Regions from separate parts of the Mus musculus genome. Here regions 2, 3, 4 and 5 are each linked to region 1. Evidence: chromatin loops called from intact Hi-C (ENCODE). Cell type or tissue: left cerebral cortex. All regions are shown on one strand. Each heading gives the region's core, and the rest is flanking DNA. Links, peaks and the distances in the headings are about the cores only.

The links. Hi-C counts contacts between places; a loop is a spot of excess contacts. Peaks named below come from ENCODE experiments on the same cell type or tissue, not always from the same donor. Only the 100,000 strongest peaks of a DNase experiment are listed, where the experiment ranks them.
Region 2: it touches region 1 in a loop (2.3-fold over the local background); 5 of 42 quality-filtered maps call a loop at or near these places.
Region 3: a loop joins it to region 1, with 2.8 times the contacts of the local background. A loop is called at or near these places in 2 of 42 quality-filtered maps.
Region 4: a loop joins it to region 1, with 2.2 times the contacts of the local background. A loop is called at or near these places in 2 of 42 quality-filtered maps.
Region 5: a loop joins it to region 1, with 4 times the contacts of the local background. A loop is called at or near these places in 2 of 42 quality-filtered maps.

What each region holds. Positions count from the first base shown.
Region 1 is chr6:102,561,383-102,567,371 of GRCm38, reverse strand. It overlaps a transcript of Cntn3 not described here. Among named protein-coding and RNA genes, the nearest start is that of Cntn3, 100 kb to the right of the region's middle. In left cerebral cortex, for the core only: CTCF peaks have their summits at 2,693 and 4,030; DNase peaks (open chromatin) are centred at 4,105, 4,304, 4,469, 5,122 and 2 more places; H3K4me3 peaks cover 2,981 bases; H3K27ac peaks cover 2,644 bases.
Region 2 is chr6:102,164,886-102,170,874 of GRCm38, reverse strand. Cntn3 (contactin 3) reads left to right here. Exons shown (of 22, transcript NM_008779.2): 20 at 185-297; 21 at 1,814-1,982; 22 at 5,457-5,989. The coding sequence ends at 5,557. Among named protein-coding and RNA genes, the nearest start is that of 4930587E11Rik, 98 kb to the left of the region's middle. In left cerebral cortex, for the core only: a CTCF peak has its summit at 3,236 (motif pointing right); no DNase peak of the experiment used is centred there.
Region 3 is chr6:102,435,757-102,441,745 of GRCm38, reverse strand. Cntn3 (contactin 3) reads left to right here. Exons shown (of 22, transcript NM_008779.2): 2 at 3,817-3,943. Among named protein-coding and RNA genes, the nearest start is that of Cntn3, 26 kb to the left of the region's middle. In left cerebral cortex, for the core only: no CTCF peak of the experiment used is centred there; DNase peaks (open chromatin) are centred at 2,205, 2,759 and 3,160; H3K27ac peaks cover 2,299 bases.
Region 4 is chr6:101,928,715-101,934,703 of GRCm38, reverse strand. No RefSeq gene overlaps it. Among named protein-coding and RNA genes, the nearest start is that of Gm9871, 160 kb to the right of the region's middle. In left cerebral cortex, for the core only: no CTCF peak of the experiment used is centred there; a DNase peak (open chromatin) is centred at 2,704; H3K27ac peaks cover 244 bases.
Region 5 is chr6:101,647,732-101,653,720 of GRCm38, reverse strand. It overlaps the pseudogene Gm32453. Among named protein-coding and RNA genes, the nearest start is that of Gm9871, 120 kb to the left of the region's middle. In left cerebral cortex, for the core only: a CTCF peak has its summit at 3,168 (motif pointing left); DNase peaks (open chromatin) are centred at 2,932 and 3,188.

The DNA.
Region 1 (5,989 bases), core at 405-5,404:
TCAGTTGAGGCCAAATTCAATAAAAACTCCATCCGGCATTCACACTGAGAAGATCCACATGTGCCTTTAATTTTTTTTTTTTTAATTTCCTGGGCTTCCATCCCAGAAATTGAATGGAAATTTTATTTAAACCTGCTCTTGTGTATCAACTTTTAGTAAATATCAGGTTTTCAGTTGACTCACGATATGCTTTACATTCTAAGCAAAGGGATGATCTGAAGTGAGGACCAGGTCTCTCTATATGCGTATATTTATACACCTCTTACCCATGCTGACAGCGAACTGGGGTTTGTGTTTAATGTTTGTCATGGGTTATGCAAAATTTAGGATGATCCTGCCTCCTTCTTTTGCAACCATAACATTAAAAAAAAAAAAAAACAAAAAAAACAAAAAAAACCATCAACCCCCTTGCCAGTACGAATCAGGTTTCAGCAGCACAGGCAACATGAACTGTTGGGAAGAAACTAATGATGTGGAGAGGGCCAGGCAGGGTTAGCGTGTAAATTTCTCTTGGTCTAATTTAAAGGATCTTCTCTGCTGTCTGTCTTGCTGCTGTTTTAGTGCCTTGGGCCAGCCCCGTCCCCACTGCTACGTGTCCTTTTAGTCCTATTAGACAGGACATATAGGTGTGTTAGAAGCAAAGTGCATTATGGAGATGCATTAAAGAAGGAGGCACGTCTGTGATGGATGTGGGCATGACAGTAATTGTCCCTGCTAGTTGCAAGACATGAGCATAATTTGCATGTAAAGTTTTTCTCTGATCCTTCCAGAACACACCAGTTCTGCCCAATAAAACATTTTGTCACACTCAGGGGGGTTGCGAACATGTTCTCAGATTGCAAGCAAAAAGATTATTTACAGTAACCTATAACAACTGCTCCGACCATAAACCTTCCTTCCTTACCTGATTTAATATTTTTCGTTTGCTAAGTAGAGAGACCCTAAGGAGTCCAAATTCACTGCAATTTGATTCTGAATGGAGAAAGCACATTGCTTTTATTTATAGCATTGTCTCGATCTATCATTGCCTCCCTCTACTCCTTTCAAACATAAACAACCCCACATCATCATCATCATCATCATCATCATTATTATTATTATTTTAAATTCTGCCATTACTCTTAGGAGTATGAGCAGTTTCCTGATAGTAAGAGAAATGGCAAAAATAACCAACACTTGGGAATCTTTGGGACTGTATGCCAGAGGCTGCTGTCTGTTGCTAGGATGAATGAGCTTAACTACTGAGCACTTTAGGGACAGGGCTAACCCACCTGCACCATAGTGAAGCCCTTTGTTTTTGCTTAGGTAAGGCTGGGGACCAGTAAGTCAGTGGGAAGCAATGTTTTGCACCACTAATGACAAAATGGGTGAGAACCTCTTTTAAAGTCTCTCAAACCTCCCTAGAAGTTCAAATTTCTTCCTGAATTTCAGGCAACTGATGACTGTGTCTTGGGGGAAAGTGGAGAAGACTGAAAACCTACTCCCCCAGAATGAAATGGAATTCCCCTTTCACATCTGGCCAGCTGAGCCAGCTGAGCTGTTCTCAATGTACCTTGTTTCCTTCTGTCTGCGGTAGCATAGTACATCGTCAGAAGAGAGAGAGGGAGAGCAGGAGATAGGAGTTAGGGCTGTAAATGCCCCAGTGTAATTTAACTACAATGATTTTTTTTAATATAAAGCGAAGACAACTTGATAATAAAATAAAATTATTGTACAAGACTTATAAAATAGTTTCACTCATAGAGATAATCGCTAAGCAGTATACTAGGTCCTGGGCATCTCATTATTGTGAATATATGTAATGTGTGTGTGTGTGTGTGTGTGTGTGTGAGAAGCCAAAAAAGTATCTGCCCACCCCATTTTAAGACATCATTATTCTCTAGTACAGGTTAGTGTTGAACTCACTAGACCTGATCTTCAAGTCTCTATCTCATCCCACCATGTGGAACACAAAATTATCTCTTGAAAACTTGATGCCAGTGCTACTAAATGACTCTGCCCTGTAGCTGCTACAGTATATATGTACATACACATACACAAATATATATATATATATATATATATATATATATATATATTATATAATCTAATATATATCTATATATATTTCCACCCTTTTCATTGGTCATTCCTTACATGATGACTTACAGCCACCATATGATCCAATTGTTTTCACAGACAAAAAAACAAAGTTATGCTATTTGCGCAGGGTTTTGGCTGAGCTCAAAGGTTGGGGATTTCGGTCATTTTATGTTCACACCCAGATCATCCAATCCAATTCTATTTCTGTGTACTTAGAGAAATAAAAGTGACCAGACCGATTTAATGGGTTCCTTGTCAAAACTAAATTGGGATTAGTTTCATAACAGATTCATTGAAATCTTAGCAAATTAATTTCTTTCTAGCACAGTCATGGAACAAGAATAAAGTTAGGGTTAGTATGGGGACTGCGTGTGTTGAATTCTTGTAAACACCACAGTCCACTATCTGGAGTGTCTGTCTGTGACTCCTTCCTTCCTCCCATCAATTTATCCATCCATTATCTATCTATTGCGTACCCTTAATAATTATATTTTAATGATAAAAGTGGCGATTTTGCGAGATTATGTTAGCTCAGCTGCAAGAGACCTGGAATCTATGTCCTTAAAAACCGGTGCTACCTAGATGCCAGCTGTGAGGCAGGAGGCCACCCAGCGGTGACTTGCTGACCGCCAACCATCCAGCTCTTCCTGGTCCCTTCTGTGGCTGGACAGACGTAAACTGGCTCTAGCAGCTCAGGGCTCAGGCAGGGACCGGTGGCAGCGGGGCGCGGAGGCGCAGCGGGAGGGTGGTGGTGCGAGCAGCGTGAGGCGCAGGACCCTGTTGGCTGCGCCGCCGCGCTCCCCGCCCCTTTCTCCCACCCTCTGCCCCCCTCCTTTCCTCCCTCCCTTCAGTGCTCGCGCGGGAGCAGGAGCCCCAGGCTGAGCGGCACAGGCGCAGGCAGCGCACCTTCGGCGCCTGCAGCAGCCACAGCAACCTGGCGCGCGGTGGCGCCGGCGGCGGGCGGGCGGGCGCCGCGGGTCCGACTGGGAAGTGTGCGGAACCTTGCAGAACAGCGCGGACGGGGGCGCTGCGGCCAAGGCGGCGGCTCGCAGGAGCGCGCAGGGCAGCCCCCCGGGCTAGCCAGCGGCAGCGGCGGGCCGGGCCGGCGGGGCGGGCGCCTTGCAAGCTGGTGCAGCTAGGTAGGTCGGGGTTGTCCTCTTGCTCACTACTACAGTCGTGGCTCTGGGATGAATCACCTGCCTGGGAAACTTTACCCACTGGCTTTAAGGCTCCTTGGCCGCGAAAGTTTGTTTGCTTGGGAGATAGATGCACTTGATGGGTCTAGAGTAAAAGATGCTTCTGGGGCCGGTTTGCCAGGGGACATGATTTCCCCACTCTGGGCTAGGATCGATTTGGGGATGAGACGGCTTCTCTGGCCGAGAAGCTGGAAAAAAAAAAAAAAAAGCAACCAATTCTCCTCTTAATATAAGCCACTTGGCTAGTGAAAGTTGAAGGGGGGGAAAAGTTGGGAGCCCTAGGGATGCTGAGAGAGAATCCCAGGGCATAGTCCCGGGTTAAGAACGAGATGCGTTTTCTGTCTGAAGCTGTGGTCCTGACTCACAGATCTGAGTAAGTCAGGGTGGATGTGCCTGTTAGCACCCAAGTTTTCTCAGCTGCGTTTTCTTTTCGCTCAGAAATGGGCAGCTTTAAATGGGATCCCTTGTAGGTTTTTGTTTGTTTGTTTGTCTTTTTTTCCTGATAGACTGTAGTTCTTTTGCCTTGACTCGAGAGCTGTCAGGGATCTGGCTAACCTTATGTTCTCAGGAGCCCTGTAATGCTCATACAGAATATCTGAAGCAGAAAACTGGGAAGTGCCAACCCGGACACCTGGGTCAGACTATAGGCACTTTCTAGATGGATTGTCCCTTACTTCCGATTGCATGAAATGCAAGGCTTCTGGGCTCTGCTTGTGCAGGGCTCCACTGTTCCGCAAGGGTCCTACCTACGATTGGGCTCTCTTACTGATTTACAAAAAGATACGCTCAGATGAATGATTTAAAAAACCAACGGTGCCAGCTCTGTGAGGACAGCAAACCTGTATTTAGAAGAGGATGGGAGCAGACAGCCCTCGGAAAGGAAAGGGGCAGTTTCCTAACCCCAATAGAATATGTCCAGAAGTAGAGCTACAGAAAGAATCCGCCTGTGATGTGTGTGATGTGCGAAGGTGGTCAGAAAGCCCAGCTCATCTGGGGAGTAGGTCAACCCCCAAATCATTTTAGAATGATTAAGCAAAAATAACTAAACACACATGCACAGTACAGGAGGATGTGTGTCGTGATTTCTGTCTACCCCCACATAGATGAATATCCCCCTAGGTGAGAAAACATTCTGATCTGTAAATAGATTAAAGCTGGGAATTAGTAAGAACACCGAGTCAGAGTCCCTCGGAGACGGAAAGGAGGAGTAATTGCCTTTCAAAGAGCTATTACATTCTCAATAGCAAGTCAGACTTGTCACTTAGTTTTTTTCAGCAGTGGCTGTGTTTGCTAGCTCTAACCTGACTTTGCCTGCATGCTGGTGGGTGGTTTTAACCCTTCGTGTTGTGATTCCTGTCACGAGGGAAGAAGCCTGCAGGTTAGCCTCCTCATAACTAAGTGTAACATTTATAGAGTGCTTAATATTTGCATGTCACCTTGCATGTTCTTGTGTATGTTCATAAAAGGTATTTGATGATATTGAGGCCATGTGAAGAGATCTCTGTGTGCACATTCTCGGTAGAGTTCAGATCTCTGAATGCTTTCGTGACCTAGGTTGAGACTCAATAACACACGTTTTTGTTTTGTTTTGTTTTGTTTTTGTTTTTGTTTTTGTTTTTGTTTTTGTTTTTGTTTTTGTTTTTGAAGAGGGTACTATTCTCTAGCAAATTGCTGAATACTTTTACCAGCTAATGATGAAGTTGCCTGCAAGCCAGTGTTCCTCCTATGGAAAGATGGATAGATAGCAGGGACATAGAAGAGATCATTGATTTGCAGGCTAATAGATTCAGGCAGTGGCCGTCTCTGGCAATTGTACTCCAGATCCTCCCGACTGTCTAGGTGTGACGAGCTATCTGCCTGAAGACGTGAAGGTATCCTGTCCTGTCCTCCGGGAGGATTCTAACTTTTAGATATCCTTCAGAACACAAGTAGACAGCCCAAGTGTTTCTCAAAATAGCAACACAATATTTAAGAGGACCAAAGTGCCAAGCAATTTGAAGTAGAGCAAAGATTAGCTGTAGACAATAAGCTGGAGTCTTTGAGTTGCTGATTTATCTTCAGTTTTTTTTTCTGTCACATTTCATGCACACCTAGTTATTACAAACTAATGGCCTCTTCACTCTACTAGCAAAATATGCATCTTTCCCGTTTATAAGTGCCCAGTTCCCTTCACTCATCCAGTACACATCTGCTAGTTTTGTGTTTACTACATAATTTAAGTGTCCAACTTTAAGTTCCCATTAACTTCTAATACATTTGCCACTGAAACAGTATATAGTTATAATCGGCCCACGCAGACTGCCAGATCTGTATATCACTGTGTTGTGGCACAGCCACTGAACAGAGTTGCTCTGGCTGGCTCCAAATTCGCTAGTTTCTCAATCACCATTCAGTGCTCAAAGCAGCAAAAGCAGGTTACTTGTATGCAGTAGGAGATAGGGAGATGACATAGGGACTCTTTGTTGCTATGCTTATTTCTTTGTGGTTTCTGTTGTGGTCAACTCCAGAACTGTATAGGTAAGCTATTTGGTCTTTGCCTTTTTTGTTTGTTTGTTTGGTTTTTTGTTTTGTTTTTTTTTTTTTGTATTGAAAATGAATATACCTAAGGTACTTTAATATCTACTGTGTGCATAAACCTGATGTGTGTGCATAGTAGAATTGCTAGCCTTGATATATGACTTCTCTACTTATGCTTGGTAATCATGCCTTAG
Region 2 (5,989 bases), core at 478-5,477, 400 kb after region 1:
TTTCCTTTAAAATGTTAAAGAAAACAGTTAAAGGGCCTCCTTGGTTTTGTCTCCTTCCATCTCTGCACCATGAGTTATCATGGAGAGTCCGCTTCTTCTATGAGTCTCCAAGCTCCATGTCTGCTCTGTCAGAAATATGACTTTGAGCTCAAATCAGTTTTAATCTCTCCTTTTGCATTTCAAGCTCCCAGTCAGCCACCAGGAAATGTTGTTTGGAATGCTACAGACACTAAAGTGCTACTTAATTGGGAACAAGTGAAAGCCATGGAGAATGAATCAGAAGTAACAGGCTACAAGGTCAGTGGTGGCTCAGACTTCACATTTTCTACCTTCACAAAGATGCTATACGGAAAGCTAAGTGGGAAGTTTATTCTTAAAATACTGATGATATGGTTTCTTAAGCTAATTTTTACATAACTATTAAGCTTTTCCTAAAAAGATCATTTTCTGAAAATATCCGACTTGTCAAATACAAGTTATGTGTGATAATTTTGCTTCCTAAGGAACTCAAGCATGATGGTCATAACATTTATTATTTGTTTTCAGTGTTCATCAAATACTATTTTTAAAACCAGCCATAAGGATTGCCCTTGGTTCCTTGTCCCCTACAGCCAGATACATTCCACATGGCTCTGTCTGTTATCTGCAGCCACTGGGGATGGGCAGAGGCAGAAAGGAAGGCTTCCTACTTTTATCCTTAACAATCTGAGGAGATCCCTAGACTTTTAGAAATTTGAGCACAAATAAAGCTATAGTTACAGCTTCAAAGAACTTCAGTTCTATCCAATTTATGAGCAATGTTAGGTTTAATGTGCTGTATTAATAGTCTTAATCTTAGATTTAAAGAAAGACAGGTACCCAGAATGAAGTTAAGACAGACTCTAGAAGCCAGGCAGTGGTGGTGCACGCCTTTAATCCCAGCACTTGGGAGGCAGAGGCAGGTGGATTTCTGAGTTCGAGGCCAGCCTGGTCTACAAAGTGAGTTCCAGGACAGCCAGGGCTACATAGAGAAACCCTGTCTTGAAAAAAAAACAAAAACAAACAAACAAACAAACAAACAAAGACAGACTCTAGAGCATGCATGTGGACTTCATTAAGAATACTCACAGAAAATCAGATAAGTGCAGCTACCATTTCCTCAAAGGATGGTCACGTTCATTAGTTTTTTTATAATAATCATATAAGATGTCATTGGCCTTTGAAATTACTGTAGTCACAAGATTGCTAAGAAGCTTAAATGAGATTATCAGAAGTTTCCTGAGAGGCAACTAATGGACTTACAGTCTGTCTAAACAGAATTCTGGAAAATAGGGGCTTTATACAAAGATAACAGTTTTGTTTATAATCCTCAGGAAATGACTGCTGGAAGGAATGAGGCCCTTCACAAAATTTTATACATTGTATACAAAATACCTATCAGAAGCAGAATGTTGGCTTTATGTGGACACCCTTTACAACAAATATAAATGGCTCAAAATTTTTACTTCAAGGATGGGGAAAGGCTTCATTCAGACTCTGAAGCAATGGTCTCCTTCTCCTTTCATATATTGCATATCTCTATGTTTCTAATCTACCCCACTCACCAATGCCTAGCCTAACAGAGAGTTTTCCATGGAAAAAGTTCATTATTCACCCAGCTTCCTCAGTTTTGAGAACCCAATGGTTCCAGATTGTTTACCCATGTTTAAGACCTAACATGGAGTACACTTTATATAATAGGAGTATAGAGACCTAAAGTCATTTTGGAGTGACAAAAGTTGTGAAAGACATAGAAGCTAGCTATATAAAAAGTGGGTTTATTTATGTCTTCTAGGTTTTCTATAGGACTAGCAGTCAGAATAATGTGCACGTGCTGAACACAAATAAAACTTCAGCTGAACTGTTGCTGCCTATCAAAGAAGACTACATTATTGAGGTCAAGGCCACCACAGATGGAGGGGATGGCACCAGTAGTGAGCAGATCAGGATTCCAAGAATAACCAGTAAGTCGGTTGAGCTCATTCTCCCCCTAATTTTCATCACTGTCATTGAACCCTATAATAAATCAGTGATGGGTATGCTGCCTGTCCATTTTCCCCAGCATGTATTTGGTGCATATGGAGCATGTACTATAAAGACAGAAAGAACACCACTAGAATGGTGTAAAGCATAGGTCAAGAAACAGCATTAAACACTATTTACCAAAATATATTATTTAAACTCTTTGTTTTGAGTTCTGCCTACATTTGCCTTAGAATTATCTGCTCAAGCCAAATTTCCTAAACCCATCTCAAGGGTAATATTGAGCCACACATGCATTTTCATACTTTTGACATCTCCAGGTATAGTGGTTCAAGCCAATAATCTTCAGACTCAAGACTTCCAACCAGAAAAGTCCTGAGTTCCAGACCAGCCTAGGCTACTAAATTAGTTCAAGAACAGCGTGGTTTATACAGTGAAATTCTGTCTGTTTCCGAATGTTCATCCCCTTCTAATCACAGGCAAAATATCAGTTCCTTCAATAGGAAAATTTAAACTTGAACTATCATAATCTACCTACACGTGCTGGACACAGAGACAGGTTTTTTAAATATCTATTTTTTAATTTCACAGGCACTTCACACAAACTTTTTCTCTGAAAAATCCCAAGAAATTTATTTTACTATGAAAATTTCAATTTCTGAGTTAAGGGAAACAGAATCTTACATTCATTTTTCCTCAGTGACAAGGCAAAATGAATTTTATTCTTACTTTCAAATCTTGTCAGGAGTTCTCCAGCATTAACTGAAGTGCTATAAAGCCTATCCTATGCCCTGTGCTTTCCAATGACTAAAATGTTCTCATAATTCCATGTGCTCATCTTGACTTTGTCCCTAGTACTGGGCAATCAAGACCTCAATTATGGCCTTTAATGTTGAAAATGAAGTGACTGGCATTAGCAACTGAAGAGTGGAAAATTTGGCAATGCAGGAAAATTTTGTTCTCTGTGAAAATATTTTGACTAAAGCACACAAATCAAACTATCCTAAGAAAATGACCAATAATTATTTCATCACTTAACTCTGTAAAGGCCAATTCAGAGTGGGTACTATCCTGGAAGTCTGTGTAATTCAATGGACCAAAAGAGAATATGTCTATTTTTGAGTATTTTAAGGTTTTTTTTTTTTTTTTTAGGATTTAGAAAATTGCACATGCATGAACTCGTGCATACTTACAAGAGTGCAGTTGTCTCCACCTGCCAAAAGAGGGCATCATTCCAATCCCTTGCAGGTGGAATTACAGGCAGGTGTGAGGTTGAGCAACTCTAACAGGGGGTGCTATGAAGTGAACTCAGGTACTCTCCAAGAGCATTGTCCTTAATCTCTGAGCCAGCTCATCTCTTTAACCCTGATTGTTTTACCTTGCAAAGGAAGAGGCCTATGTTCCTTATTATCAAATAATGTCAGGTCTACAGTTAAATGCAAAAAAGAGAGTTGGACTAGTAACAGGACTAAGTGCTAGGCTTCTTTAGAGATACATGGGAGGTATTTTAATTTGGTGGCGATACTTCCCTTTTCATTCAAGGATAACTGCCTAAACCAGACCACCTGATCCTGCCTTGTTGTTGATCTTGTGTAGTCAGGTGAATACACAGGGTTGCTTTTGAAAATTGAGTTTCTATTGATTCCTTTGCAATGATAATAATTCATACTATGCATAAAGTGTATCTATATAGAGATAAGGAAATTTTCTAAACCTTTATCCCATGAATCTTTCTTCAATTAAACCATCAAATTATCTCACTAGTTGTTTGTAATTAAGTCTAATCATTTTCACAATGATGAAGTTGTTTTCCAAATTTAACTAAAGTTAAAGTATATGAAATGAACAGACTGGAGTCATTCACTAACACTTGGATATATCCCTAACTTCTGTGTACTCAGCGGCCAGTGACTCTAGCTGTGATTTAGCTTTGATAGAACAGGCTTTCGTTTCATTCTTGTGGGTCTTAGTTGATTCAAACTACTTTCCAAACACACGCATCCACTCACGTGCGGAGTGTGTGTGTGTGTGTGTGTTGTGTTGTGTTTGTTTGTGGTTTTTTTGTTTGTTGTTGTGTTGTTTTGTTGTTGTTGTTTTCTTTTTTGGTTTTCTTTTGAAGGGGTTGGGTTTTGAGACAGGGTTTCTCATGGAGCCCTAGTTGTCCTGAGACTTGCTTTGTAGAACAGCATGGCCTGCCTCTGCCTCCTGGATGCTGGGATTAAAGGCATATGCCAGCATCATCACCCAGATCAGAGTACTTTTATAAAGGTATCATTATCTACCTGTTTTATACCATCAGAAATTTATTCCTCATGATTTAAGAAAATCCATGGTTAAGGTGCCTACAGAATTATAAATGCTTTCAAAACATTTAAGATCCAAATTTTACCAAAGAAACTCGGTTACCTTTTTGGGTTCTTGGTGTTATCAACAAAAGAATTTAGAAATGGACTTAATAGTTTGCTTGAACACAGTTTTATTCACATTTAGGTGAAAAACAACTGGGCAGGTAAACTGTAAATCTGGCAGCTGCTTGGAGGAGGAGGATGGACACTAGGAAAAGGAAAAATTCACACTTTTTGCAATGGAAGCTAGCAAGCAGTTTTAATAAAATGAAATATATAATATAAGTAGATGGGGAGCCTTATAGAAGGAATGAGACAGTCCAGGGGGTATGGGAGTTGCTTTGGCTTTTGGCCAATCTCAAAAAAAAAAAAAAAAAAAACAAAAAAACCAAACAACCAAAAAACCAAAGCAAAACAAAACAAACAAACAGAAAGACACAAAGAAAAATAAAAAACAATAATTAGAACTCAAAAGCAAGGAGGTTACATGACTATGCCCCATGCTTCCACAGCTATGCTTCATGCTGCCTGTTGGAGGGCAAGTGTCTTCACTAAGGGACTTCTGGGAAGGCAGAGTACATCATCTCACTTGGGATCAGGGGATAACTATCCCTTCCTTCTTAGCTTGGCTTCAGATGATTCAGATTCCTAGAAGAATGGACTCCTGGCCAGGTAACTAAAAGGCCCAGGATCAGGATAGAATTTATAATCTATTCGTTTGACAAGGAGAAAGCACTTGCCCTGTGGCCTTGGCCTTTTCCAATGCTAGTTTAAGTGTGGGGGAGTGTCTAAGCTGATGCTTAAAATTCTTCAGTTACCTGGGAAACAGAGGGAGAGGTCCAGAGCCTTAAAGACCTTCAAGGCTGTTGCTGCTGCTGTTTTTGTTGTTGTTGTTGCTGCTGCTGCTGCTCCTCCTCCTCTTCTTCCTCCTCCTCCTCTTCCTCCTCCTCCTCCTACTACTACTACTACTACTACTACTACTACTTCTAGCATGAATATCATTACAACTGAAAACAGGATTTCAGCATAAGTTTAGAGGGAACAGAAACATTCAGTCTCCAGTGTTCTGATTACCACCCTTGCTAATGAGCCCTTTATCATCTTTGACAGGTATGGATGCAAGAGGATCCACGTCAGCCATTTCTAACATCCACCCTTTGTCAGGTTATATGTCTGTCCTACTGTTCTTTATTGTAAATGCTTTGTGGTGATAGGGCTTTTTTTTTATTATTTCCTGGAAAGTTAATTGGTTACCCCCATAAAAAAAGTGCTTTCTGAAACAGTGATTATGCATGTTGTTTTCAGCTATGTGTTTTTAAATTTCTACTTCATTATAGGTAAAATATGAATCTAATAAAAACAGTAAATCCTTTTAGAGGAATCTGAGATGCCTTAATATTTGCTTGGTAAACCAAAGGAACTTGCAAATTACATACTGCAAACTTTTGATAGAAATATTCTTATGTTATGAGTTTAAACACTTTCCTATGTGTGAGGCACATACACAGGATGCATAAAAACACAGTGCACACATGATGTATGGAGACACATAGTACATACACGGTACACACAGCACACACAATGCACAAACACACACACACACACACACACACACACACACACACACACACACACAGAGTTTT
Region 3 (5,989 bases), core at 375-5,374, 130 kb after region 1:
TTTCAGCAGTGTTATACAGCCTTTATTTTAAGTTGTAAAGCTAAAAGTGGGGCTTTGCAGCTAGGCTAGCATATCAAAAAAAAAATGTTCCTGTCACAAAATGTCAGATTCAACATCAATCTAAATGTTACACCAAATATATTTAATCAGGCAAGAGGCTACCTTCTGTTATATATCAGGTTTCTATAGATTGTTATGAATATCTACAGGGGAAAAGGATACATCCTTTTGAAGATCAAAACTAATTGAAGAAAATGCTGCATATTCCCTCATGGATAGCAAAGGCCAGAGTCTGATTCTGCTATGTTTATGTTTCTGGCAAGAGTTTAGGACAGCATATCTCAGCATCCCCTTAATACCAATTCCATTCAAATGCAAAAAGACCAAGTGGATTTTGTGTGTTGTCTAAGCATAAAGCATGGGCTAACCTGTCACATTTCATTATTAATTTTTTTTTTAGTTTTAAAGATTTGGAAGCTTCCCCATAGCCATTGATTGTCTTGAGTGCCTTTCAGGATCTTTAAATTTCAGACATGATAGGTATGTTCTCAAAGTTCTTAATTTCACTGTCATCACAAAACAGCAAAGTTCAAAAAGCAAGCTAAGGGATAATTTTTGACTGACTGTATTTTGGACAGAGTTATGCCTTGGAATTAGATACAAATCAAAATCATGAAGGTTTCTATCAGGTACCCAGCCTCTCCCTACGAATGGGCTTTGCCATTTCTGTCCAAGTATTTATCCTCTCTGTCCCTCCCTGGTTTGGAGGACAAACCATTTCCAAGTTGGGAAGGTAACAGTGAGACTTAAAATCTTATTTTAACATCCGCCCATTTTTAAAATGTGATTTTTCCCAATAAAGAGGCATCATGAGGAATATTTCATATGTATTTCAAATAACCTCAACTGTTTATACAATCCAGACTAATGTTGACGGTGTGGCATGTTCCAGAAGCTATGCTACAGCAACGGCTTAGATACAGATTATTAACAATCACACAGATATTCATTGACCCATGCTGTGTAATATCACATCCCAGTAAACACATTGCAAGTTGAAAGGTGCTAATGCACCATTCTACTGATCATCTGGTATAGGTAGGAGCTGCAGTATACATTGTTTAAACTTGAGACCATGCTTACATCAGCCTTAAAGCTGAGGCTTGATGCTGAAGCTCAGCTTCATAGAAGATCAGAATCTAGAACTCACATTGCTTCTGTGCCACAGTAAACTTGAAAATGTGGCAGAACAACTGAAAGTTGCCACTGTCTATAGTGTAAGGGAGGTACTTAAACACTGTCTTAATCAGGGTTTCTATTCCTGCACAAACATCATGACCAAGAAGCATGCTGGGGAGGAAAGGGTTTATTCGGCTTACACTTCCATACTGCTCTTCATCACCAAGGAAGTAAGGACTGGAACTCAAGCAGGTCAGAAAGCAGGAGCTGATGCAGAAGCCATGGAGGGATGTTCTTTACTGGCTTGCTTGCTTCCCCTGGCTTGCTCAGCCTGCTTTCTTATAGAACCAAGACTACCAGCCCAGAGATGGTCCTAACCACAAGGGGCCATTCCCCTTTGATCACTAATTGAGAAAATGCCTTACAGTTATATCTCATGGAGACATTTCCTCAACTGAATCTCCTTTCTCTGTGATAACTCCAGCTGTGTCAAATTGACACAAAACTAGCCAGTACATCTTATGGTAAAAAAGTCTTTTAGTTTTTGTTTTTGTTTGGTAACACACCTGTGTGTTGGATTTTGTCTTTGCCAGCAGTATAACCTTATCTTGAGAACAATAAATGTTTCTCAGAACTTTTTAGACACTACCTAGTATCTCTTTAGTGGACTTTGGAATCTATCACTTCCTTGACCTAAATTATAATTGTAAGTATAACACCTTGAAAGACTGTAATGCTACAGATCAGTAAAACTAATTGTACTATTACAAGTGGCTTTGGGACCTTATTATGCTATTCTGACTAATGGTTATATAAGTGGTTAGATTCAGTCTCCAGTTCAGCTTGATGACTGGAGACTCAAATCTTTCACACATGATCACATGTTTGGTTATTCTGGTGTGACTATTCTCCAACAAAGATATTGTCTAGCCTGACAAAGGCAGTATCGCTATCCAGTATAGCTATTCGCTCCTTATAGTGGTTTGGATAAGAATGTCCCCCATCCCCCCAAAGGTTCAGATATTTGAACACTCGGTTTCCAGTAGATAGCAGTTAGGGAGGTTTAGAACACATGCCCTTGCTACAGAAGTGCATCACTGGTGGTGGGATTTGCTATAGCCACTCCATTCTCTATGATTTTTGTATATGGTAGAGGATGTGATCTGCCTCAACATGCTGCCCCAGCCTCCATGCCTACTTATTGCTGCCATGCTTCTCTGCCATGATGGACTCTCATCTCTCAAGAACCATGAGCCAAAGGAAACATTTTCTTTTTCAGTTGCTCTGGTCATAGTATCTTATCACAAAAACAGAAAAGTGACTGATATATCACATCAAACAAAAACACTCTGATAAGCTGTGTTGTACATTATCTCATAGAAGCCTAGGGAAGTTTCTAGAATTAGGACATCGAATGCTTTACAGAAAAGGCAAAGCTACGTCTTTACATGAGCTCTGCAGTAACTTCTAAACTGTATACACTGGCATTCTAAAATGTTGGGTAAAAGTGCTTATGTAACCTAACCATGCTTAGCTTAGCTTTCTTCTTCTGTATACTGGACAGAATACGTTACTCATGCTAAGAGCATCTTGATGATTAAATATTGCATTAGTGAGTTAAGGGCTCATTCCAAAGCATAGTTAAGGATATGTCCTTCATTCAGATGATTATTGTGGTTTTATGTTGTAAGTTTATGACTTACCTTGTTATGGCATGTATTTCTATTTGTGTAATTGCTCTCTGAAGCATATAAAAATGTAAGTTCTGTCTCTCAGAGGCTTTTGAAACTATTCAATCTCATTTTGTTTTTGTCTTACATTTGATGAATTCTCTTAGTCTTTGAGTTTATTTTGCCATCCCTCTCAGCTTTAGGAGAAACTCCTCTTCAATTCGGCACAGTATTCCATGAGAGGAAAGATTTCTTAAAAAAAAATTGAATTTGTTTTTAAAAAATGCTCTAGCGATGGTTACACAATTTCAGTTGCATAACTGTTTCGTGATAACATTCTCTTTCTCCTCTCCCAACACATAGTACAATTAGAATTTTGTTTTCATATGTGTGAATGTGACAATTACCTTCAGAAACTGTCCCAGTTCTCCTAAAGTAGGAACACTTTTTGAAAGGCACTTAATCATCTCTGCATCCTTTTGTGTCGTGTGCTATGAAGTATATGAATATCCCAATGAACCATAAACATGGGTTGGCAGCCATGAGTTGTGTGTATTCCTCAAATGTTATTAGAAACGTTCTGGATTTTCATTTCAGCTTAATTTTGCAAAGAGATTTATATAATAGAAAAGATTTCTGGTAATGAATTTATTCTCCAAAAACATGCATAAAGTATATGGGCATTGTTTTGGCAAGTAATGCTACAGCTTTATTTACAGACTGAGATGAATTTTTAAACATGGTGACATTTCTCGTGGATTGCTGCTTCTTGAGGAGTTTACTCACTCTTAAGGATAAATTGATAGATGCTCTTTAACCAAGCAATGTGCACACCGCATGGTATGTGCTGGGAAGTAGAGACAGTTAAGAGTAAACAATAGCTGCTATTTGTTATTTTCCATTCTGGACTGTACACTATATGACAACTTTCATTTATTCTTCTTATTTTATTCCTCTTCCTATGCAGGTGAACTTCTTTTACAAGGCCCTGTGTTTATCAAAGAGCCCAGCAACAGTATTTTCCCTGTTGATTCAGAGGACAAAAAAATAACATTAAATTGTGAAGCAAGAGGCAACCCTTCACCTCATTACAGGTACAGTGGGAAGGTTGATCATGGAAATAAAATGTGGTGATTGTTGTTAGTGTGCTTCGGTATATTCTGCCATGTAAGAAGTATTGGATACATGATGCTATAGCTTTGCTGTGCATTCAACAGAACTGATTCCACAAACATTTAAATCTTTTAAGGCATCATGTCTGAATTAAAGGAAAAACATCAGAGGGTTTATTAGGTATGCTTCATCTTCTCACTGATTTATGGTATAATTTAATTTATAAAGTTTACAGATTATAAGTCAAGTTATAAAGATACCAAGAACACATTCATTAATGGCGTGAAATTAAGTGGTGTTTGATCCATGTTATTTTAATTGTTGTTTTGTTTTGTTTTCTCTTTTCTTTGTTTTCTTGTTGTTTTGGTTTCTTTTCTTTTTAAATATTTTTTCCTTGTTTACACTAGATATGTGTTTGGAGGCTTATTAAATGTGGGAGAGTAAAATGCATTTTTAAAATAATTTAAATTATTTTGAAGAGAAAATAATTTCTTTTGTCAGACTTTTAAAAATCACCTTTAAATCCTTGCTTCTAAAATTATGTGCAAACTTATTCACTGAAACCTTCAGCTGTCACACACACACACACACACACACACACACACACACACACACCAAAAGGTATAAAAGTTAAGATAAAAAATTAAATTCCCACCTTAAGATTAAAATGTCAACATTTGAAAAGTGACCAGGATGTGATGGCATGAGTATTTACATGACTAAATATCAAAATATTAACAATTTCTGCTCTTGGGTACTTATGGTACCCAATTCGATGAAGAGATGAATTATTTATAGTTAGCATTCACTGCATCCATAGAGGTGGCTGGGGTGGAGTGTTTGAGACACCCTCAGAGCAGCACGCACCTCAAAGTGCTTGTTAATATCTGCATCAATGCTATTTACCCAATTCCTGTACTTTGCAGAAGAAGCACCCTTCGTCCTACATTAATAAAAGCCTACCACTCCAAAGTCACCATTTAGATCTTATTGAACCTCTGTTGTTCTCTGAAGCCATATGAATAATAGACTTCAACAATCCTTGTTAAAGTGGGTCAGGCTTTTCCTAGAAAGAGACTTTTATATTTATGCACCTGGAACTGATCAAGGTTAGTCACTTCAATATGCTGAATGTGTACTTAAGGAGCATATACTGGATACTTTAAGAAAATATGCATTAAGCATATATGTTAACTGGTCTGGATAAGGAGAGTCAAGGATACAGAAAGATTTTTACTTGGCTTTTTCTTCTTATTATAGAAATATGCAAAGCATAAAGAAAACAAGAAATTGATTTTTATGAGCTAGTTAGATGAATTGGCTGTAGAGTATGCAACATCTGGAAATATTTCTTTGTGGGGAAAATGAACAGATCATTTGAGGAAGATTCTATCCTGAAAGTATTGTTTCTCACATATTTCTATGGATGTCTGACAGCTTATAGAGACTAGAGCTGCCCATAGTAGTGCAACACTTTATAGAGAGAGTTCTAAGTGTGAGTGATAAGCATGTAGGTTATTTTTCTGTCATTAATGGAGTTGTATTGTCATATTTATCTTATGAATTATTTCATGGGAAATGTTTTTAGTGAAGAAATTCTCAGTACTTCAAACGTTGTCACAGAGGATTGTATTTCTAAATGAGAAGATTTATTATGTTTGTAGAATTTTATCAGATAGGCAGATGTCTTGAGCTTAGAAACCTATAAATCTTTTGTAGAAATTATGCCTTGTATACTAGGTATTCAGTGTGATGTTGTGGAGTTTGAGGGTAAATATATTAATTGCACGTATATAATTTTGCAGAGCTATTGTTAGTGGATTGTGACCTTCTCTTTTATTGCATACCCTGGCATGCCAATTTAGGGTCTGGTATGTTTCATTTCAAGGAAAATCTATAACTGAGAAGAGGAGATACACGGCTCACATTGATTTGCTGATATAGTGTTTGATAAATGAAGAGATTTAACATGCTACATAATGTGTCAAAATCCTTAGTTGATAGCCAAATGGAACAGACACTTTTAT
Region 4 (5,989 bases), core at 686-5,685, 630 kb after region 1:
GATGATTAAAGATGTTGAACAATTTTTCAGGTGTTTCTCAGCCATTCAGTATTCCTCAGTTGAGAATTCCTTTTTAGCTCAGTACCACATTTTTTAGTAGGGTTATTTGGTTTTCTGGAGTCCAACTTCTTGAGTCCTATACATACATACATATGTATTTGTATATGTATATGTATATGTATGTGTATGTGTATGGGTATGGGTATGGGTATGGGTATGGGTATGGGTATGGGTATGGGTATGGGTATGGGTATGGGTATGGGTATGGGTATGGGTATGGGTACGGGTATGGGTATGTAGATATATATGATATTAGTCCCCTATCAGATTTAGGATTGATAAAGATCTTTTCCCAATCTGTTGGTGGCCTTTTTTTTTTTTTTTTTTTTGGCTTATTGACAGTGTCCTTTGCCTTACAGAAGCTTTGCAATTTTATGAGGTCCCATTTGTCGATTCTTGATCTTAGAGCAGAAGTCATTGCTGATCTGTTCACGAATTTTCCCCTGTGCCCATATCTTTGAGGTTCTTCCCTAATTTCTCCTCTATAAGTTTCAGTGTCTCTGGTTTTATATGGAGTTATTTGATCCACTTACACTTGAGCTTTGCACAAGGAGATAAGAATGGATCAATTCACATTCTTCTACATGATAACCACCAGTTGAGCCAGCACCATTTGTTGAAAATGCTGTCTTTTCTCCACTGGATGGTTTTAGCTCCTTTGTCAAAGATCAAATGGCCATAGGTGTGTGGGTTCATTTCTGGGTCTTCAATTCTATTTCATTGATCTACCTGTCTGTCGCTGTACCAGTACCATGCAGTTTTTATCACAATTGCTCTGTAGTACAGCTTGAGATCAGGGATGGTGATTCCACCAGAGGTTCTTTTATTGTTGAGAACACTTTTTGCTATCCTAGGTTTTTTGTTATTCCAGATGAATTTGCAAATTGCCCTTTCTAACTCTGTGAAGAGTTGAGCTGGAATTTTGATGAGGACTGCATTGAATCTGTAAATTGCTTTCAGGAAGATAGCCATTTTGACTACCTTAATCCTGCCAATCCATGAGCATGGAAGATCTTTCCATCTTCTGAGATCTTCTTCAACTTCTTTCTTCAGAGACTTGAAGTTCTTTTCATACAGATTTTTCACTTCCTTGGTTAGAGTCACACCAAGGTATTTTATATTATTTGTGACTATTGAGAAGGGTGTTGTTTCCCTAATTTCTTTCTCAGCCTGTTTATCCTTTGTGTAGAGAAAGGCCACTGATTTGTTTGAGTTAATTTTATATCCAGCTACTGTGCTGAAGCTGTTTATCAGATTTAGGAGTTCTCTGGTAGAATTTTTAGGATCACTTATATATACTATCATATCATCTGCAAATAGTGATATTTTGACTTCTTCCTTTCCAATTTGTATCCCCTTGATCTCCTTTTGTTGTCTAATTGCTTTGGCTAGGACTTCAAGTACTATATTGAATATGTAGGGAGAACATGGGCAGCCTAGTCTAGTCTCTGATTTTAGTGGGATTGCTTCCATCTTCTCTCCATTTAGTTTGATGATTGCTACTGGTTTGCTGTAGATTGCTTTTATTATGTTTAAGTATGAACCTTGAATTCCTGATCTTTCCAAGACTTTTATCATGAAGGGGTATTGGATTTTGTCAAATGCTTTCTCAGCATCTAATGAGATGATCATGTGGTTTTTGTCTTTGAGTTTGTTTATATAGTGGATTACATTGATGGATTTCCGTATATTAAACCATCCCTGCATCTATGGGATGAACCTATTTGGTCATGATGGATGATTGTTTTGATGTGTTCTTGGATTGGGTTTGCAATGATTTTATTGAGTATTTTTGCATTGATATTCATAAGGGAAATTGGTCTGAAGTTCTCTATTTTTCCTGGGTCTTTATGTGGTTTAGGTATTAGAGTAATTGTGGCTTCATAAAATGAATTGGGTAGAGTACCTTCTGTTTCTATTTTGTGGAATAGTTTGAGGAGAATTGGAATTAGATCTTCTTTGAAGGTCTGATAGAACTCTGTACTAAACCAATCTGGTCCTGGGCCTTTTTGTTGTTGTTGTTGTTGGGAGACTATTAATGACTACTTCTATTTCTCTAGGGGATATGGGACTGTATAGATCATTAATCTGATCCTGATTTAACTTTGGTACCTGGTATCTGTCTAGGAAATTGTTCATTTCGTCCAGATTTTCCAGTTTTGTTGAGTATAGCCTTTTGTAGTAGGATCTGATGATGTTTTGGATTTCCTCAGATTCTGTTGTTATGTCTCCCTTTTCATTCCTGATTTTGTTAATTAGAATACTGTCCCTATGCCCTCTAGTTAGTCTGGCTAAGGGTTTATCTAAGACTTTCTCAAAGAACCAGCTCCTCGTTTGGTTGATTCTATAGTTCTTTTTGTTCCCACTTGGTTGATTTCAGCCCTGAGTTTTATTATTTCCTGTCATCTACTCCTCTTGGGTGAATTTGCTTCCTTTTTGTTCTAGAGACACACAACCTACTCTTACTGTATCCTTACATGAACATGAATTCTCCTCGGAGGGTTGCAACCCTCTGGCACAATCATTTCTCAATGCCTTGTGATCATAACTTCAATGTATGCATTTCAGGGACAAACAGTATTCAACCCATAGCAACTATGCCATCTGGAAGCTATGACAAGTACTGAAATATGCCTTTTGCTCATCTTTTTGTGCACATATTTTTTCAACTCTGCTCTGCACAAATCTTCTAAAGCATCATCAAAGTTGCCATGCAGAAGGAAAGCAGCCCGCCGTCCCAGAAAGAGAAGAGAATAAGCGCTCTTTAAAAACAGGCCAGCTGGCTACCAGAAGACACATTCATAGGCAAGGATTATATCTCTGCTTTTTAAAATAATTTCATATTTGCTGCAGCGCTGCCTCTAATGGAGACCATCCATGTCTTGCTTTCTGTCACTTGTACCATGTAGTTGATATAGACCAATATCATACAGATACCAAGGGACGACTGAAATCATAACTATGAATAAATAAATATAAAGAAGAATGACAAAGAAAAAGCATGAATAATAATAAGATGAAGATAAGTCTCTGAGATGAGTTGATCTACTCAAGAATCTTTCATATCAATCTAGATTCAACTACCAGACCTGCAAGTACTCTGTGTGTGTGTGTGTGTGTGTGTGTGTGTGTGTGTGTGTGTGTGTCTGCGTGTCTGTGAGTAGTGTTTGTACACATGAGAATGTGCATATTTCTGTGGTATATGTATAGAGAGACCAGAGGCAGACATTGGGTGACTTCTTCAATTGCTATCCACATTAATTTTTGAGAAGGGGACTTTCAGTGAACCTGTATGTCCTCAGTTAGCTAAACTGGCTGGCCAGTGAATTCCAGGTATCCTTCGGTCCCAGACTCCCAGTATTGGAATTAGGAATTACTGGCATGCAATTCTGCAGTTGTTTTGTTTGTTTGTTTGTTTTGTTTTGTTTTGTTTTGCATTGTTGTGACAGGCACGAAATTGGGTCTTCATGCTTGTGTAGCAAGCCCTTTTTCAGCTGAGAATTTTTTCCTGCCTTGTTTATGTGTGACTTTTAGGTCTTAGAAGTTTTCCAAGCCTATCATATGGAAGTGTTTGCATAAGTATTCCACTTCTAGAAAAGAAATAGCTAAGAAGGGAGTACACCAAGTATTTCCTAAAAAGGCTAATATATAATCTGGAAAAGAGATGCAAGATAACAATTTCACCCACTGAAAATTGTATACTTACTTAGATTTTAGAAATTTATTTTGCACATATAATATTTATTCTTGAGCCTTCCTAACTCTGCATTCAAGTAGCTCTCAGAACTAACCATACAGGTGCAGAAATGCACCACAGAAATACACAAGGCACAGTGTCATAGACAGTGCATGTTTGTTTGTTTGTTTGTTTGTTTGTTTGTTTCTCTTCTTCCCAGTGTGGAGGAATTCTTCACGTGTGCATGTCAGTTGGCAGGGAGCACTTCATTGTGTGCTGGGGATTTAGCAAGGTCATCTGAACAAGAATAATTGTAAAATGAGGTCAAGTAATTACCCTAGGCAAAGCATCTGATGACTCTATCAGATCTGCTTACCTTTCCCGTAATTCAGAGCCATACTTGAGGGTGAGAGTGATATCAACCCAGAGCAGCAGATGATAAACACAGTGTGTGACCTGGCCCCATAATATGCCTGCTGGGAATAGAACTGAAAATCCCATTTCTGAATAGTGTAATGAGGCCCTTCATTTATTTGTCCCAATTCCTCTTCTCTTCATCAAGCTGATTGCTGATAAGGAGTTGCATGTGAGTACAAATGTGCCAGTCGTCAAAGCCCCTGCTGCTTGGCAATGATGTCCAAATCAATATCTTAACCAATTGTACTCTTTCCCATTCAGTAGAGAGGAAGCTTATGATAAAAATAAGTGTATTTGCAAGAAGTGTTCAAAGAGGTGAAGGAGGACAATATGGGGGCTAAGATATATGTGTGTGAGTATGTGTGTGTGTGTGTGTGTGTGTGTGCCTGCAATCCCACCAACAATGGAGGAGTAGACTGTGCCGGGGCCTAGCAAACACAGAAGTGGATGCTCACAGTCAGCTAATGGATGGATCACAGGGCTCCCAATGGAGGAGCTAGAGAAAGTACCCAAGGAGCTAAAGGGATCTGCAACCCTATATGAGGATCAACATTATGAACTAACCAGTACCCCGGAGCTCTTGACTCTAGCTGCATATGTATCAAAAGATGGCCTAGTCGGCCATCACTGGAAAGAGAGGCCCATTGGACACGCAAACTTTATATGTCCCAGTACAGGGGAACGCCAGGGCCAAAAAGGGGGAGTGGGCGGGTAGGGGAGTGGGGGTGGGTGGGTATGGGGGACTTTTGGTATAGCATTGGAAATGTAAATGAGCTAAATACCTAATAAAAAATGGAAAAAAAAAAAGAAAGCCTGTGTCAATAAAACAGTTATAAACACCAACTAGGAGAATATCCAGAGAAGATTCAGTCACTAAGGTGAAAACCCTTTGAATATACTTTAACTTGAAGCAAATAATGAATCAACTAGTATTTCCCCTGAGATTTTTCTAATCTCTCAGCCAACCTCTGGCTCATTCTTTGTTTTCCCCACACAGTACACACACATCCACATGCTGCAATATTTCTGTAAAGAAGTTCACTAGAGCTTTGTGTGAGAATTGCTTGCTGCAAACTATACAAGTTGGAATATTTCTTCAAAACACTATTTCTAGTAGATGCCAGGAGAATTTTCCTGATATCTTTGTGTTGTTGACTATGGAAGTCCCAGTATAATTGCATGAGCTCCAAAGGGGACGTTCATAAGCAGCCCTCATGCTATCTTCAATGACAACATCCCAAGCAAAAGGAACTATGTAATGGGTTCAGCCTAGTTTGGTGGAATGATCCTTCAAAACTTCTCCATTTGTAAAATATGTTGAGTCTGGTGCAGTGGCTCTCATCTTTAAGTCTGTCACTTGGGAAACAGAAGCATATAGATCTCTGTGAGTTTGAAGTCAGCTTGGACTACATGGCAGGTTCCAGACCAGACAGGACTACATAGTATGAAACTGTCTCAAAAATAAACAAACACAAATACATTGGCATTTATATATTGCTTCTCTGATGCAATTCCTTGGTCCTTAACAGGCTAATATGATCAAGCTAGCACTCATGACTTTCCATGAGAAGATAGCAGCATTTCCAATATTCAACTATTTAATTTCTTCATTGGAAGAGGATACAAAGTCTACTTCATTCCCCATTGTAAGTACCAAAATGTAAATAATAAATGAATGAATGAATGAATAAATAGACTCATACCATGTACTAATGGGCATTTGATTTGTTAAAAGATAGTAATGACCTTGAAAAGGGGTTTAAAAATGAGCAATAGTTTTCACTCATAAAGTGTCCAGTAAGGACAGTCCTTACCAGGAAACTTCTACAATTACTG
Region 5 (5,989 bases), core at 510-5,509, 910 kb after region 1:
TTCTCCCCTTTTTCATTTGTAACTTATTTATGGGGAAAAATGAATCACTCCTATGGAAGAAACATCAGTGTCACATATATATTTTTCAACTTCTTTCTTAAACCATTATTATGTGAAGAGTATGCAAAATAAGAAGGAATGGGTCATGACTTTCTAACACCTGTGTTATAAAATTTCAGACTCTACATTTTGTTCATCACACCTGAATGGTTCTACTAACCTGATCTTTGTATTTGCTGTGAATTGTATGGTTTCTTTATGAGATGCTAGACCAATACTTTTGTTAAGACACTTCATAAGTGGCATAGTCTTCTGCTTGGAAGGGCAACATGTTGGATTTTTCTTTCTCTCCAACTTTTGCTTCTGACTTTCATATTCTGCTTTTCTTGGCTAAAAAGAATCTATAAGCCTTGTAAGCAGATATAAATACATGTGAAACTGTAACAAAATCCCAAATTACTGATTCTTTTAATGATTCCTGTAACATTTGTGGATTGTTCTTCTGTGCTAAACATTGAGTTAGGCACTGGAGGCAGGAAAAATCCAGGGACTTTGCCATCCAAGACTTAAGTCTTATGAGAAAAGTAGCCCTGGTATCAATCGGTATCGGTGAAGCAAACCCCAACCTAGTGTTTTTGAGACCCAGAGAGATTCAACCAGGCAAGAAGTAAGAAAAATAAGCTTTTGGAGGAGGTTTGAGAGATCTCAGTTCCTGTTGATCAGAGCCAGCAATGCTTGGCTAACATGAGCTAGATTCAAAAACGAGGAAGATTTAAAGAGGTGAGGTCAATAATGTAAGTCCCAAGGCAAAGGAGCCAATGAGCCAAGGTGCATGTGTTGGGAGTAGAGGGCATGTGCCTGGCTGGCGTGAGCCAAGGGCGAACATGGGAAGTAAGCTGAGAGCCTCAGTGAAGGAGGGCATAGGAAGCCATTCTGGATAAGAGCTTGCTGCTTTAGGACAAGTCATTTATAAAATCTCTACTTATCCAAGGTACAAGGTCTTGGATAGTCAGGGAGACCTGACATAAAGGTCAGATAGCCTCCAAATGATTGAAAAATATCCCATCAGTACACTATGCCTTTATCAAATAGGGTTTTACCAAGGTTACTACTGACACACACAAGACACCACACACACACACACACACACACACACACACCCTCCAAAACAGGCAGAAACCCAACTTCTAATCAGGTTTTACAATATGCGAATCTCCTTGATATTATATCTGATTTTTTTTCTACCAGTGAACAAAATGCTTATAATCTTCCATTCCTCATCCTACACCATACATTGCTTGCATTGAGTAACCCATAATTCTTCTCTCCGAATATTCTTCTTGTTCACTTACTAATGGCACGGTGATTTTGAAGAAAATTCTTAAATAGATCTCTTTAGGCAAAACTGGGGTCCTCTGTGGAAGACTTACATCCCTCAGTATACCACAGGAAGCTAAGTATTTAACATTGCGCATGTCTGGGGCCATTTAGAAAGCTTTTTAGGTAAGTAGAAACAACAAAAATCAGTGTTTATTGTCTTTATTTTTATCATTGTAGTCACTTTCCATATGTGGAGGAGTTCTTATACCTCTCCTACACTGGTGCATCCAAGACTAAATGCCAACGGAAGAATAGGTACTTCCGTGCCACTGTGAGCGACCATGAGCACAGGGCTCTCTAAAAGAAGACCAGAGGGTAACTGCCTCTCACTGAGCAACTCTAATGTGGGGAATTGTTCTGCAAAGCACATCTTTCCTTCTACAGATCCATGTTCCTGCTCCAAATCATTCAGATGACTTAAAGAAAGGGATGAAGAGATACTTTAAAGGTACACGGTACCTGTAATGTAAAAAATAGAATTTTTGACATCTGGGGTGGCGAAGAGGGAAGTAAATAAACTAAGTTTGGTCAATGCAGCTGCTCGGGGTTTTTAGTTGTCTGTCTTTGAATGGAAACAACAAGGGACATGGGAAGTGGAGGAGAAGCACACATGGCTGCTGTGTGGGCCTGGCACTACTTTTACATCAATTACTTAACATAATTCACGGCATGTCAAAACATCCCTGGGAAGTAGATGAGAGGTGACAGATGTTATTTTTTTTTCCTTTCAAGATAAAGTCATTAAAAAGAGACCTGAATACATTTCTCAAGTAAAAGGATCCAAAGTGATGAATATAAACAGCACATAGCAGGGCATGCATATCTCTACCTCTCAACACAAATCTCCAAGCTCTGTCTTTACCCAGCTTCACTGGTTAACATCCAAAGGCAGACAGAAGTAAAAGAACACAGTGATCCACTGAGCAGTTTTTCACATGTCTGGATTTTATACAGGTTCACACTGGACTAAATAATGAAAACTATTAACATCCAGAAAGATGGGTGATCAGAAGTAACAGTAGTATTGGGGTATGTGCACACACATGATTTCTCAGATGAATATCTGAGAATTGGGGCGGGGTACAGATGAAACCTAAGAAAACAGTCCTCTGGGTAACTTGAGTTCTGAAAGTAGGCTGACTCCAAAGCCACTTTTCCATGAAAGAGAGGCTCAAGAGAATAGACTTCTTTGGTTCAAAGAAGCATTCTGAGAGAAGGCTTTTCCACATCTGTTTTATTCCTTTGTTCGATCAGTTTAGCCTCTGTAGCATTTGGCAGTAAGAGAAAACCACGGGGAATCCTGTAGAGACAGAAGAGCTGAGATGACTGTAGTTTTCCTGGAAAAATATCCGTGTGCACAAACAAGATGAGAAGCTAAAACTGAGGGCCAGAGATATGCATTCAAATATCCACTTGAACCTGAAATTACATTTCTCAAAAGTATTGCATTTGGTCGTTTTTTGAAATGTTGTTGAAGCCAACATTTGAGTTAGTGAGAGCATACTCTACTGTTCTTAAGATAAATAATAATTGCCGAGTGGTGATGTAACTACTCTCCTGTCCCGACTTTTTGAGGACCAACCTTCTGGGTTAATGTGAGCTGAGCTAAAAATATTGATTTCAGAAATGAGTATGAAATGTTGTGACTTCCAATTATGCTAAGAAATTGGTCTTTGAAATTCTGAATTATGAAAGGATAAAGCAGTTCCAATTTAATCTTTGAAATAGGACTTTATTTAGCGTGCTCCACCAACTTCTGAGGAAAGAGCTTAAGTCGAGGTTAATGGCTGCTGTGTAAAATTGTGAACTGGCGCCCTCCAGTGGCAAAGTTCGGCGTTTTTCATCAAGTAAAATTTGAAGTACTTTCTTTTTTTTTTTTTTTTTTTTCCATTTTTTATTAGGTATTTAGCTCATTTACATTTCCAATGCTATACCAAAAGTCCCCCTTACCCACCCACCCCCACTCCCCTACCCACCCACTCCGCCCCTTTGGCCCTGGCGTTCCCCTGTACCGGGGCACACAAAGTCTGCGTGTCCAATGGGCCTCTCTTTCCAGTGATGGCCGACTAGGCCATCTTTTGATACATATGCAGCTAGAGTCAAGAGCTCAGGGGTACTGGTTAGTTCATAATGTTGTTCCACCTATAGGGTTGAAGATCCCTTTAGCTCCTTGGGTACTTTCTCTAGCTCCTCCATTGGGAGCCCTGTGATCCATCCATTAGCTGACTGTGAGCATCCACTTCTGTGTTCGCTAGGCCCCGGCATAGTCTCACAAGAGACAGCTACATCTGGGTCCTTTCGATAAAATCTTGCTAGTATATGCAATGGTGTCAGCGTTTGGATGCTGATTATGGGGTGGATCCCTGGATATGGCAGTCTCTACATGGTCCATCCTTTCATCTCAGCTCCAAACTTTGTTTCTGTAACTCCTTCCATGGGTGTTTTGTTCCCACTTCTAAGGAGGGGCATAGTGTCCACACTTCAGTCTTCATTTTTCTTGAGTTTCATGTGTTTAGGAAATTGTATCTTATATCGTGGGTATCCTAGGTTTTGGGCTAGTATCCACTTATCAGTGAGTACATATTGTGTGAGTTCCTTTGTGATTGTGTTACCTCACTCAGGATGATGCTCTCCAGGTCCATCCATTTGGCTAGGAATTTCATAAATTCATTCTTTTTAATAGCTGAGTAGTACTCCATTGTGTAGATGTACCACATTTTCTGTATCCATTCCTCTGTTGAGGGGCATCTGGATTCTTTCCAGTTTCTGGCTATTATAAATAAGGCTGCTATGAACATAGTGGAGCATGTGTCCTTCTTACCAGTTGGGGCTTCTTCTGGATATATGCCCAGGAGAGGTATTGCTGGATCCTCTGGTAGTACTATGTCCAATTTTCTGAGGAACCGCCAGACTGATTTCCAGAGTGGTTGTACAAGCCTGCAATCCCACCAACAATGGAGGAGTGTTCCTCTTTCTCCACATCCTCGCCAGCATCTGCTGTCACCTGAATTTTTGATCTTAGCCATTCTCACTGGTGTGAGGTGGAATCTCAGGGTTGTTTTGATTTGCATTTCCCTGATGATTAAGGATGTTGAACATTTTTTCAGGTGCTTCTCTGCCATTCGGTATTCCTCAGGTGAGAATTCTTTGTTCAGTTCTGAGCCCCATTTTTTAAGGGGGTTATTTGATTTTCTGAGGTCCACCTTCTTGAGTTCTTTATATATGTTGGATATTAGTCCCCTATCTGATTTAGGATAGGTAAAGATCCTTTCCCAGTCTGTTGGTGGTCTTTTTGTCTTATAGACAGTGTCTTTTGCCTTGCAGAAACTTTGGAGTTTCATTAGGTCCCATTTGTCAATTCTCGATCTTACAGCACAAGCCATTGCTGTTCTGTTCAGGAATTTTTCCCCTGTGCCCATATCTTCAAGGCTTTTCCCCACTTTCTCCTCTATAAGTTTCAGTGTCTCTGGTTTTATGTGAAGTTCCTTGATCCACTTAGATTTGACCTTAGTACAAGGAGATAAGTATGGATCGATTCGCATTCTTCTACATGATAACAACCAGTTGTGCCAGCACCAATTGTTGAAAATGCTGTCTTTCTTCCACTGGATGGTTTTGGCTCCCTTGTCGAAGATCAAGTGACCATAGGTGTGTGGGTTCATTTCTGGGTCTTCAATTCTATTCCATTGGTCCACTTGTCTGTCTCTATACCAGTACCATGCAGTTTTTATCACAATTGCTCTGTAGTAAAGCTTTAGGTCAGGCATGGTGATTCCACCAGAGGTTCTTTTATCCTTGAGAAGAGTTTTTGCTATCCTCGGTTTTTTGTTATTCCAGATGAATTTGCAAATTGCTCCTTCTAATTCGTTGAAGAATTGAGTTGGAATTTTAATGGGGATTGCATTGAATCTGTAGATTGCTTTTGGCAAGATAGCCATTTTTACAATGTTGGTCCTGCCAATCCATGAGCATGGGAGATCTTTCCATCTTCTGAGATCTTCTTTAATTTCTTTCTTCAGGGACTTGAAGTTTTTATCATACAGATCTTTCACTTCCTTCGTTAGAGTCACGCCGAGATATTTTATATTATTTGTGGCTATTGAGAAGGGTGTTGTTTCCCTAATTTCTTTCTCAGCCTGTTTATTCTTTGTGTAGAGAAAGGCCATTGACTTGTTTGAGTTAATTTTATATCCAGCTACTTCACCGAAGCTGTTTATCAGGTTTAGGAGTTCTCTGTTGGAATTTTTAGGGTCACTTATATATACTATCATATCATCTGCAAACAGTGATATTTTGACTTCCTCTTTTCCAATTTGTATCCCCTTGATCTCCTTTTGTTGTCGAATTGCTCTGGCTAATACTTCAAGTACTATGTTGAAAAGGTAGGGAGAAAGTGGGCAGCCTTGTCTAGTCCCTGATTTTAGTGGGATTGCTTCCAGCTTCTCTCCATTTACTTTGATGTTGGCTACTGGTTTGCTGTAGATTGCTTTTATCATGTTTAGGTATTGGCCTTGAATTCCTGATCTTTCCAGAACTTTTATCATGAATGGGTGTTGGATCTTGTCAAATGCTTTTTCTGCATCTAACGAGATGATCATGTGGTTTTTGT